Linked DNA regions of Mus musculus: region 1 is linked to region 2. The links are chromatin contacts, found by POLR2A ChIA-PET in ENCODE. All regions are on one chromosome and are shown on one strand. Each heading gives the region's core, a stretch centred on a gene start or an enhancer-like site at or near the end of the contact. The rest is flanking DNA. Distances are from core to core; before and after follow the strand shown. Region 1 has its middle 43 kb from the start of Sar1b. Region 2 holds the start of Ube2b (ubiquitin-conjugating enzyme E2B).

The links. ChIA-PET counts read pairs that join two places held with the same protein, here RNA polymerase II (POLR2A).
Region 1: POLR2A ChIA-PET joins it to region 2 with 12 read pairs in embryonic stem cell. The contact joins the enhancer-like site here to the promoter of Ube2b in region 2. POLR2A ChIA-PET finds 5 or more read pairs at or near these places in 4 of 5 experiments (Patski and embryonic stem cell).

Annotation. Positions count from the first base shown.
Region 1 is chr11:51,804,019-51,809,573 of GRCm38, forward strand. No RefSeq gene overlaps it. Among named protein-coding and RNA genes, the nearest start is that of Sar1b, 43 kb to the left of the region's middle. Within about 2 kb of position 1,709, at least 3 of the 3 ENCODE cell types and tissues checked have a DNase peak (open chromatin) inside an H3K27ac peak, as active enhancers do.
Region 2 is chr11:51,997,143-52,002,778 of GRCm38, forward strand. It overlaps Ube2b (ubiquitin-conjugating enzyme E2B), which reads right to left and starts at 3,349. Exons shown (of 6, transcript NM_009458.5): 1 at 3,151-3,349; 2 at 676-756. The coding sequence starts at 3,194. It also overlaps a transcript of Cdkl3 not described here.

The DNA of each region.
Region 1 (5,555 bases), core at 459-2,958, 190 kb before region 2:
AAATACAAATAAAAATACAAAAGTAATAAGTGACTATGTTACAGACAAGCTGAAGTTACTGAAACAGAGGCAATGTCTACCTGAGAAGCACCTGACTGAGCCCTGAGGTGAGACTCTTGATACAGCTGAGATCATATCTGACCAGTCTTCATATTAACCCCTGGCCTGGGACTGGCTAGGCCTGAACAAGATGGTGCAGTCCATCCCATGTGCAGGGTATAGTAGAGGCACAGGAAAGGTCACCCTGGAAATGACTGCATTCAGAAAGGTGGCGGCAAGATGCTTCGACTGTTAGAAAATTGCTTCATGGCTGCCTAGTCAAACTGAACTGGACTAGATGTTTATGCTGTGAGGACCCTAGAGGATCGTGAATAGGATGCATTTGGGAGGCTGGCAGCTCACGATTGTAATCCTGTGACCCTAACAGTCTTTACAGGTGAAGCTGGTCTAGAGACTCGTCTCTGACTACTCTCAGGCTATTGAAACAAATGAAACAAGGGTCCCAAGAAGGAAAAGGTTGCAAGCCCTGGTGCTGGCTGAAGGAAGAACTTGCCTCCTGGAGAGAGATTTAATTCTGACAACTGTTAGCCCACCTGAGAGGACAGACAATGATGGGTCAGGGATGGGTGGACCACACTTTGACCACAATGGCTTAGTTAAGCATGCTTCCTTCTTGCTTTCTATTCAAACCTAAACCTCATGTCAGGGCTGAAGATGGATTTTGGGCTGGGGGTGGAGGTCACTAAAGCTCTCTATCTGCTTCTCTTCCCAATGTGGCCACACCAACTAAATCTCCTTTGTCTGTTTTCACTAATGTCTATGTATTTAATGTACTGTGGATGAGTGGCAGAGCCTGTGGTGTTAGCCCTGTCAGAGCTCAGGCTTTGACCAGAATTACTCTACTCACAATCCCAGTATTGCCACAAGTTTAAGACTAGCCTGATGGGCTGGAGAAATGGCTCAGAGGTTAAGAGCACTGACTGCCCTTCCAGAGGTCCTCAGTTCAATTCCCAGCAACCACATGATGGCTCACAACCATCTGTAATGGGATCTGATGCCCTCTTCTGGGGTGTCTTTAGACAGCTACAGTGTACTCACGTACTTTAAATAAATAAATGAATCTTAAAAAAAAAAAAAAAAGACTAGCCTGAGTGAGACCTTATGGGGAGAGAGGGAGGGTTCCAGCTGCTGGAACTGAAGAGAAGGCTCAGTGCTTAAGTGAACTTGCTGCTCTTGGTTCTGGCACTAAAGAGTCCAACATCCACTTCAGTTCTCAGGTTTCTGTGAACATCAAGTGAGAGTTTCCTGCCAAAAGACTACATTTCCCATCGTCCCTTGCAGCCAGACCAAGGAGTTCCTGGAAGGGTGGGACTACAATGTAGCTGGTAGTTGTTTCCGCCTCACAAGGAACTGGAGTACTGTCTTCTGTAGGCATTTTGGCCACCCAGACGTGGGTGATGAAATGCTTCTTCACTGTGAATAAACACGGTCTCACTTAAGGTCCGACCAAACCTCGCTCTTACCCCCTTCAACCTCTCTACAGGAAGTAACCTGACACCAAGCACGTACAGGTGCACGTACATGAGGGCAAAACACTCATACACATGAAATAAAAATAAATAGTACCTAAAAAAACCCCTTCAGCTGTTGCTTAGGCCAACACATACCTACAGCAGCCTTGTCCGCCCACGGATCCTGGCAGGTGCCCAGCTGGGGACACTGTGGAGTCTCTAGTTAGGACGAAGAGTCTCACCTGGGGAGTTGAATTTAACTCAGAGGAGGCATTCTGGCCGCACGCCCCACTCCCCACCCCCTTTCTCTTCCTCCTGCCCGGGATTGGAGAGCCTGGCTACAGGCTTGTGTGGTCCAACTTCTCTCCTTAGAAAGTTGTAAGAAAGCCGCACGGTGGTGGTGCTTACTTTTAAGTCCAGCACTCAGGAGGTAGCGGCAGATATCTCTCTGTGGGTCTGAGGCCAGCCTGACACACAGTGAGTTCCAGGACCGCCAGGGCCACACAGAGAAACCCTGTCTCCAAAAACAAGTAAACAAGAGACACCCACTTCTGCCACATGGGCTCTGACTCCCTCTCTTCAGAGCCGTCTGACTGTCCATGGCATTTAGTAAGTCTTATGGCCTCCAAGTACAATTTCTGTCTCAGTGTCCTGTATCATATGTGAGAGAATTGAGGGGTGGGGATTAGGAATCGTCTACCCTGCTCCTCCTTAGCTCCCACAAACTAGCCAAAGTTGGATTCCACCAAAGTTCAGCCTAGGGAGCCAATGACTTCACTAAAGTTACTCACAGAGTAAGGATGAGGGGGTTGCAAAGGAGTATGGGTGATCTCTGAGAAGCGGCACTAGAAGGTGGGCACAAAAATGAATGGCTTCTGTGGTTGTATACATGGAGCCCCCTTCTTTCAGGTCTTCCAAGCCCCTCCTGAAACCCCCAAGGCCACACACAGTTAGGAAAGAACACAATTATGATCAGCTAGAAGGAGTATCTGGATAGTCAGGTGAAGGTCCCAAGACCCTCCATCCCTCCTCCCATGGGGAAACCTCAACAGCCAACAAGCTCAGCTATGCCTTTGGTTGTTTAATGATATTTTGCAGAGAAACCCATCAGCATGTCTGAAGGCAGCAGCCCTTTGTCTTGGAAAACAATCCTTTATAACAACAGCCAAGACCTTTCTGGAGACAGGAAGATGATTCTTCAGCAAGGAGTGGCCAGAAGCTGTGGCTGGAGGCAAGAGCTACGTCTTTGCAGCCCAATATCCCAAACAACTGATACCAGAACCAACTAGCCCCTTGGATTCTGCAAATAGCAGTGGGTAATGGGTGTTATGGGTGGTTTTTTGTTTTGCTTTGTTTTGTTTTGTTTTTTGTTTTTTTTTTTAAAGATTTATTTATTTATTATATGTAAGTATACTGTAGCTGTCTTCAGACACTCCAGAAGAGGGAGTCAGATCTTGTTACAGATGGTTGTGAGCCACCATGTGGTTGCTGGGATTTGAACTCCAGACCTTTGGAAGAGCAGTCGGGTGCTCTTACCCACTGAGCCATCTCACCAGCCCCTTGTTTTGTTTTTCAACAAGCTACTTTTCTCCCTTGTTTTCCTCTGCACATCTCTGGCTGACCTTCTGAGTCTCAAGTTGATCATAGCAGTCAATCCCTAATCCAGATTCCTTTCCCTGACCTGCTCTCAGGTTACAAGGTTTCAGGTGCCCTGGTGACCACAGCTGAGGAAGGCCCGAGCCACTCAGAAGGCTGGCAGCTGGGTCTCTTTGGCGCAAGCAGCTGACTGTCACATACACCTCGTCTCTCATCCCCACCAGCTGTTTCTAACTAGCCCCTGTCAGGAAACTGCACAAGGCTGGTACCTGCCCTAACCCCAGACCACAGTTGTCCTGGCAGGCTTATGAAGAACTCAAAAACAAACAGGGCTGGCTACCAGCTCAGATTCCAGGAAGTGCAAGTTGGTAAACCCGGTTCCTCTGGGCAACCGCCAGGTCGCTAGCATTCTTTCCCTCAAGACCTTTGGAAAATCATCAATTTGTCTGCTTTGTAAGAATGTGGTGTTAAAGGGGCTGGGAAGCTGGCTCAGCGAGCAGGTACAGACATGGTCTGCTCTTGTGGCGGCTCCTTTGGCTCTCAGCGTCCACTTGGGGCAGAGTACAACTCTCTGTAACTCCAGCTCCGAGTGACCTGAAACCCTAGGCACAGGGAGCATGTGTGCCCACACCCACACGTTGTTGATCATATGTATGATCAAAAGAGAAAACAAATCCACATTTTAAAAAGGATTTGGCTGTTAGGGTGCAGCCCAGGCCGCTGCTCAGGCCTCTTTCCGGCAGCAGCCTTGCCCTCTTACACAGACCAACTCTGGCTAACAGACTTCCAGAGACCCAGTTTGCACCTGGCAATTGACCACACATTCTGCTCTCCACCCTTTTCCTGGCCCCTGTAAGGGAATTTGAGAGTCTTGCAGTAAAACCACTCCCACCCTCAGAACACTAAGAGAAGACCCCCTCCTGCTTCTGCTATGCAGACCCTGATTCCTGTCTTCGGAGCCCCCATCCTGATGTCTGTAGTGCTGACTGTCTGCCATGGCAGGAATTAATTCTTCTAATAAACTTTGACCTCAGCAATCCATCTCAGTGGGCTTAAATCCACCTCTAGGTGATCTCTTGGCCACCCTGGATAAAAAGATCCAGGCAGGCATTTAGCAAACGAGGAGACGGCAGCTCCGAAGGGCCAGAGCGCAGGCCTGCACTTCTCCAGGAGCTCGAGGCCCACAGGACTCTTTATTTCTAGCGCATTCATAGTAGAAACCCACAGTCTTCTTTCACGGTGCATTCAAACACACCCTGGACACTCCGATGGCCACATACTGTCTGGTGGAAGCTCAGCAGGGAGGGGAGAATGAGTAGAGGCTATGGACTGAATACAAACTTGTGGACCAGCACAAGATAGCCTTGAAAAGGATGCCACTCAGATCACAAGCCTCAAAACCTGCCCGAGAAGGCCAGGCCTCATGGATGTCAACCTTCAACACCTCTGGGCCCTGGTCCCTGCTTTTCTTCATCCCTCTGACATCCACACATGGCTCATCCATCCATCCATTCATTCATTCATTTAACAATATCATGTAGTTCAGGCTAGCTTCAATTTCTTTTTTTTTTTTTTTTTTATTTTTTTTAAGAATTTAGACTGACCAATTCAGAGTCTGCCATTTATTTATTTATTTATTTATTTATTTATTTATTTATTTTTCGAGACAGGGTTTCTCTGTGTAGCCCTGGCTGTCCTGGAACTCACTTTGTAGACCAGGCTGGCCTCGAACTCAGAAATCCGCCTGCCTCTGCCTCCCAAGTGCTGGGATTAAAGGCGTGCGCCACCACGCCCGGCTCTTTTTTTTTTTTTTTTTTTACTTTTTTTTTTTCCATTTTTTTATTAGGTATTTAGCTCATTTACATTTCCAATGCTATACCAAAAGTCCCCCATATCCACCCACCCCCACTCCCCTGCCCACCCACTCCCCCTTTTTGGCCCTGGTGTTCCCCTGTACTGGGGCATATAAAGTTTGCAAGTCCAATGGGCCTCTCTTTCCAGTGATGGCCGACTAGGCCATCTTTTGATATATATGCAGCTAGAGTCAAGAGCTCCGGGGTACTGGTTAGTTCATAATGTTGTTCCACCTATAGGGTTGCAGATCCCTTTAGCTCCTTGGCTACTTTCTCTAGCTCCTCCATTGGGAGCCCTATGTAGCTTCAATTTCAACATATAGCAGAGGGGGTAGCCTTGTACTCTGAGATCCTCCTGCCTCTACCCCAGTGCTGGGCTGGAACCCAGGGCTTCCTTTACTCTATCTGCTGGTATCAAGAACCAGTTTTGCAGATCAGCTCCAAACCCAGGAATGTCACACATAGGTGACACCTGTTGCCATGACAACCACATACTTTCCCACAGTCCACTTCCCACACTTACCTGGTTACCTCACAGCCTAAATAAAAGACAGACCCTTCCCACCATCTCTCCCTTTCCCTTTGTCTTTCTTTC
Region 2 (5,636 bases), core at 2,099-4,598:
GGCTTCTCGGTAGGCTGTGCATATGTCATTTTTAGCTAAAATTCTTGTCACAGCAAAGTTTTCGGTCCTTTTGGTTCCAAGTGTCCTTACAGCTCCAACAGTAGGGGCATAAACACTTGAACGGCACATTTTGTATGAGGTGATTTACCTGATCTCCTTCATTAGCCCATTTAATTTCCAGCATTTACTTATTAGTGTGGGGATCAAGCCCTGGGCCATATGCATAGCAGGCAAGCAGTCTACCACTCAGCTTCACTCAAAGCCTTCACACCCTAGGATCAGTCACCTCGAGTAACCATAAAACCATACCATAGCCAGGTACAGTGTCATACGCCCACAATCCCAGCTACTCCAGAGGGCCTAAAGCAAGAGGATCACTTCAGCCCAGTTCAAAATCACCCTGAGCAACACTGCAACACACCTTGGCTCAAGGGAAAGAAGCCAAATTAAATATAACAGCAAGCCGACCAATTTTATATAAATGCCCCAGACTCAATAAAATGTTTCAAGAGCTGGATATACAGCTTAGGGATGGGAGCACAATTAGCACAGGAGGCCCAGGGTTCTCAAAAGATGTGTCCCCGCCCCACACAAGTGAGTTTCAGAATCGGCCTCAGCCTCTCTCCCCAGTGCTTATTTACTTACCTTTTCTGAGCAATCCCTAGCTCAACTCACCCAAATATAACTGCATTCCACTGCATGATGTTGTTTTCAGATGGGGCGCCACTGACCCCCACAGGTGGGTCCTCTTGCAATCTAGAAGTCCAGAGTAGTCATTTTCAGAGTTGAACATATAGGCCAGTGAGGTCAGACTCTCCTGAAGCTACTCTGACAGACTAGCTAGACTGACTTGTTATAGTTGGAGCTGAAATGAGTTACGATCTAAATGAATCAACCAGGTTAATATTCGTATTAATACTACCAGATCTGTAAATTCTTCAAACAGCAAGATTTAAGATATGGTCTCTTGAGGAACTCGTTTTCAGAGTACCCTCTTAACCCACTCAAAGTTTACAATTTTAGCAATGAAAAATACTTTTAGATAACCTGCAACTACCAGGTGGTAGTGGTTGTCCACACCTTTGGACCCAACACTTGGGACATAGGTGAGTGAGTTGGAGGCCAGCCTGGTCTACAGAGTGAGTTCCAAAACAGCCAGGGCTACACACACAAAAAACAAACAAACAAACAAAAAAACCCTGTCTCAAAAAACAAAAACCAAACACAACAAAAACTTACAATTTTCGTACCTTAATCATGGAAGGATCTCCAGTCCTAACTACAGACACTACACAACACAAAAATGTAGGAAATCTCTATACACTAAATGACTTAAAAAAACAAAAAACCTCAATTTAACTAGAAAGCAAGTCTTACTTCATGGCCTGTGCTTCAAACAGTGCCTTTCTAAAGTAGTCAGAAGCTCCAGCTAGCTTTTCCAGCAGGCTCTATTTTAAAAACTCTGCTCTCAGGCCAAATATACCTCAGGCCTCCATACAATGCTTTCAACAGACATCATCAGCAATTTCATGTAACCTCAAGATCCTTGGAAAACCACCAAAGGCACCTTGTACTCAACTGGGAGTCAAGTACAGAAATTGCAAAAATGAACAAGAGATAAATAATAATAGATAATGTATTATCCATAATGGAAAGTTTTATTTGTGTATCAGTTACAGAGCTAATCAAATATAGTGACTTCAAGCATTGGGTGACTTTTGCACCAAAAAGGACATCTCTTTGTCTGGCAGATCATTAATAAAAAAAAAAAAAAAAAAAAAACAGCCTGGCAGTAGTGGCGCACGCCTTTAATCCCAGCATTTAGGGGACAGAGGCAAGGGGATTTCTGAGTTCGAGCCAGCCTGGTCTACAGAGTGAGTTTCAGGACAGCCAGGGCTACACAGAGAAAGAAACCCTGTCTTGAAAAACAAAAAACAAACAAAAAAAAAGCAAGCAAACAAACAACAACAAAAACCTGTCCATCTCACAAAGTATGTTGTGATTTTTAAGTGGACACTTGGCAAACTGGTCAACCTCAAGCAGATTAGGTCACTAACAGGACTGAGAGGGACGAATTTACTGCTTCATTCCTCAATTGTGTGGCTAAAATCAGCAACGAATTAAATGATGAAGTTGTCCAGGTCCCAAGACAATAGCTTCCAAATGCCTCATAAAGGGCTTTTTTTTCTCTCTCTCTCATAAAGGGCTTTATAATGGGAAAGTTGAGCAGTTGCTTCCTGAGAGGCAAATCTAAGTTTTTATATTACAGATTTGTCTCAATCACAGCGGGTCTGCCCAGAAAGAAAACTAGTATCTAGTCTACTGTTTCTGCACTTGTACGTTTCCAAGGAGAGGTAAACAACTGGGAGAGGTCATCTTCTTCCTTCAAGCCCCACATTTCCTATAAACCCCTATTTTCCAAAAGGAGGCCCAGGTGGAGTATCAGATTAGCTCCAGTCTGACGGAAGGCATTTTTCCAGGCTGGGGAGGCTATAGATAGGCTTTTATTCCGCGGCCAGATCTTAGTTCCAGAAGGCACTGGCAGGCCAAGTGGCTAGCTCCAGGCCCAGGTTTCCCGAGCCAGTTCTCAAGGTCCTTCCAGGTGGGCGGGGGCAGATCGGGTTTCGGGGGATGGGCTAACCACCTCCGGACCTCGCGCAGCAGACCCCACCCTCACCACTGCAGAAAGGGAGAGATTTGGGGCAGTATTCACCCCAACCTCTCACTACCAACAGGAGATCACGGGGCCCTGTAACAAAGCTGGACTGGTCCGCCAGGCGAGGCCGGAGCCTCAGGAGCAGCTCACTCGCACCACCTGGGGAGGGGACACTGCAGGGTGCAGAGGCGGGAGGTGAAGCGTCTGCATCTGCCCTAGGTGGGCCTCTGGGACACCTAGGCCCAGCGATGGCCACCTTCCTACTTTTGGGGGGGAAGGGCAGGAGGCTGTAGTACCGACCATCTTTACTCCAGACAGAGGGAGGTATGAAGCGAGGGAGTAAGAGCCACCGGGAAGCCGGGACTGCCGTGGGTCCCGCAGGCCCACTGCCCGCCTCCTCAGGGTCACCAGGAGGAAGATATCCGGAATCCCCGCCCTACAGTCCATGGCTTCGGGAAGAGGCCGTCATATTGGGCTAAGACGAGGGCCCTTACCGCTTGAAATCCCGCATGAGCCTCCTACGGGCCGGGGTCGACATGCTCCGCAGCTGCCCCGCGGTCAGTCTGAAAGAAAAGAGTCCCGTTCAGCCCCCCCACCCCCCGGCGCAGCGGCCGAATCACTGTGGGTCGCCGCCGCCACCGAGACTGCACAAACAACCCTGCAATGACGTCTCCCTCCGCCGCCTCCAGATCCCTCCGCCCTCCGCCAGTACCACCGCGGGAGGGGGGAGAGGGGGCGGGGCGAGCGGGCGCGCGCGCCGCACCGGAGGGGCAGAAGGCGGCCTTCCGGGCTTGTTGCTTGCGGGCAACTACGGAGGATCCGCTCCGTGCTCACGCTGAACACGGCCCGGCCCAACGCCCTCGGAGCCCACACGCTACCTCGCCTCGCTCCCCCCGTCGCTAGTTTCAAGTTCGGCCGGACGGGGAGAGAGTGGTGCATCCGGAGCCTGAGATTTCGGAGGAGAGGAGGTGGGGGGGGGGGTGACGTCAAGTCACGTGACCGCCAGCGCCGCTGTCAACAATCCACCCCTGAGGGGGAGGGAGCGAAGTATCTAGAACCACGTGTGCCTGTGACGCCATCAGAGCAGGTCACGTGATGGCCTAGCCTGGCTCTGGTTTCAGGTCTAACAAAGCAGGTCCTTGAGTATAAGGAGTTGACACCTCTAGTCATACATTATTCTTTTGGTCCCAAAGTACTGGGGCTTTGCAAAAGGAGACATTGTGGAAGGAGCCGCTTGCATTCTGAGTCTTTTAAAACGGAACAACAAAAAAAAAATCTGGACTTAATTCTGTGTTTCAAGTGGCTTAGCAACTCTGGTACGTGGGACAGGTACTGAAAGTGTGGCAAAGCCTTGTAATGAACGGCTTTGAATGCTAGGTCGGTGCAAATGAGATGGGATTAAGGGCATTTGCATCAATAGCCTGTTCCTGCTAATGGAATTTCCATACTTAGAATTTATACAGAAATGAGAGTGGAATAGATTGCCCAAACCTTAAAGACTCCATCTATGGAGTCTTTGAATTGGAATCTGTGAATTTGCCTGCGGTGGGGCACAATTGTGTTTTTCAAGAAGTGAGTGGGTGTGATTTTAGAGCATATCAATGCTGCTGGTTGTCAAAGAAACCTACAAAAATGATTCAGATCAGGGGAGAGATCCTGCAGACATGGGTGGGAGTTAGAGCTCGACTCTGAGGTAACTCATTACAAGCTTTATACAATAGCAAAGAGGGACCAAATGGACCGGAAGTGCGGTGTGGGGGGTTGATTCATAGCCGATTCCCGAAGCATTGACCACCACAGCCCCCAGCTGGCTCCTGGAATTTCCGTGCTCAGCTTCTAGCCCTGTATTGGGGATTTGTTAGTTCTAGGGACCGGAACAGTGTAGTAGATGCGGAATTCTTTAACTCAAGAAGGGGGAAGCGCATGAGACTCCACTGCTCACTCTTTCACATGGTTCCATGAAACCAGGAAGGGTTAACCTTTTTCACTGTCCTTATCCCTTCTTCCTTCAAACAATTCTCTTGATTTAAAATGACCTTGAGAACCCAGCGTCTTGGTGCATCCTGCCAATCCCACCATTCGGAGAGTGGAAAGGATCAGGAGTATAAGGCTAGCCTCAGTGAAGCAGGATGGTAGCCACCCTAGGCAGCCTGAGCGTCTCATCCCTCCCCGCCAAAAAGTAACCTTGAGGATTGTCAGGTATGTCTTACTCTTGATAGCCGCTGCTGTGTCCTCACAATGTGACTAAGCTAAAAGTTAAATATTCTTACCTTTACGTTTCTTCTCTTTGAGTTATTCCGTAGAACCCCAGGGCCTTAGGTAGCCCTGTAAAATGTTATTGAAAAGGATGCAGCGCACAAGCACAACTCCAGCACTGGGTAGACAGGGGACTAGAGGTCTGCAAATTCCACCGCACCTAGAGTTGGGAGAGACCTTGTCTTGGGGGAAAACAGGCTTTTTAAATCCCCTGGGCCGGTAACAAGTGCCTGGGCTTTTTTAAATTTCCGTCCAGCCATACCAATGTTAATCTTCCTCATGATCAAGAAATACATAGAGTGAAATGGCAGACGCTTTTTAAAAATCTCATTCTGTTGCTTATCTAGCAATTTATTACTTTAAAAAATGGACGGGATAGTTTTTAATATCCAAAATGAAATGTTTTGATAAATTGAATGCTTCCCAAAAATATAGAGAGCAGAATGTTAACAAAATTCACACAATTTCATGGCCAGGTGGCTTGCTGGAAACCTACAACCGCAGTCTTAGAACTATAATTTCACTTATTAAAACAGGGTAACTTGCTATGTAGACCAGGCTGGCCCCAATCTCACATAGTTCTGACTTCCTCTCTCCTGAGTGCTGGGGTTAGGAGTTAGTTTGTGATGACAGGGGCTCACTAATTCATGCTTTGCTCCTTGCAAATATTTAGTTCATAACAAATCTTAAGTAAACATATAGCAGGTCTCACAACATTCTTATT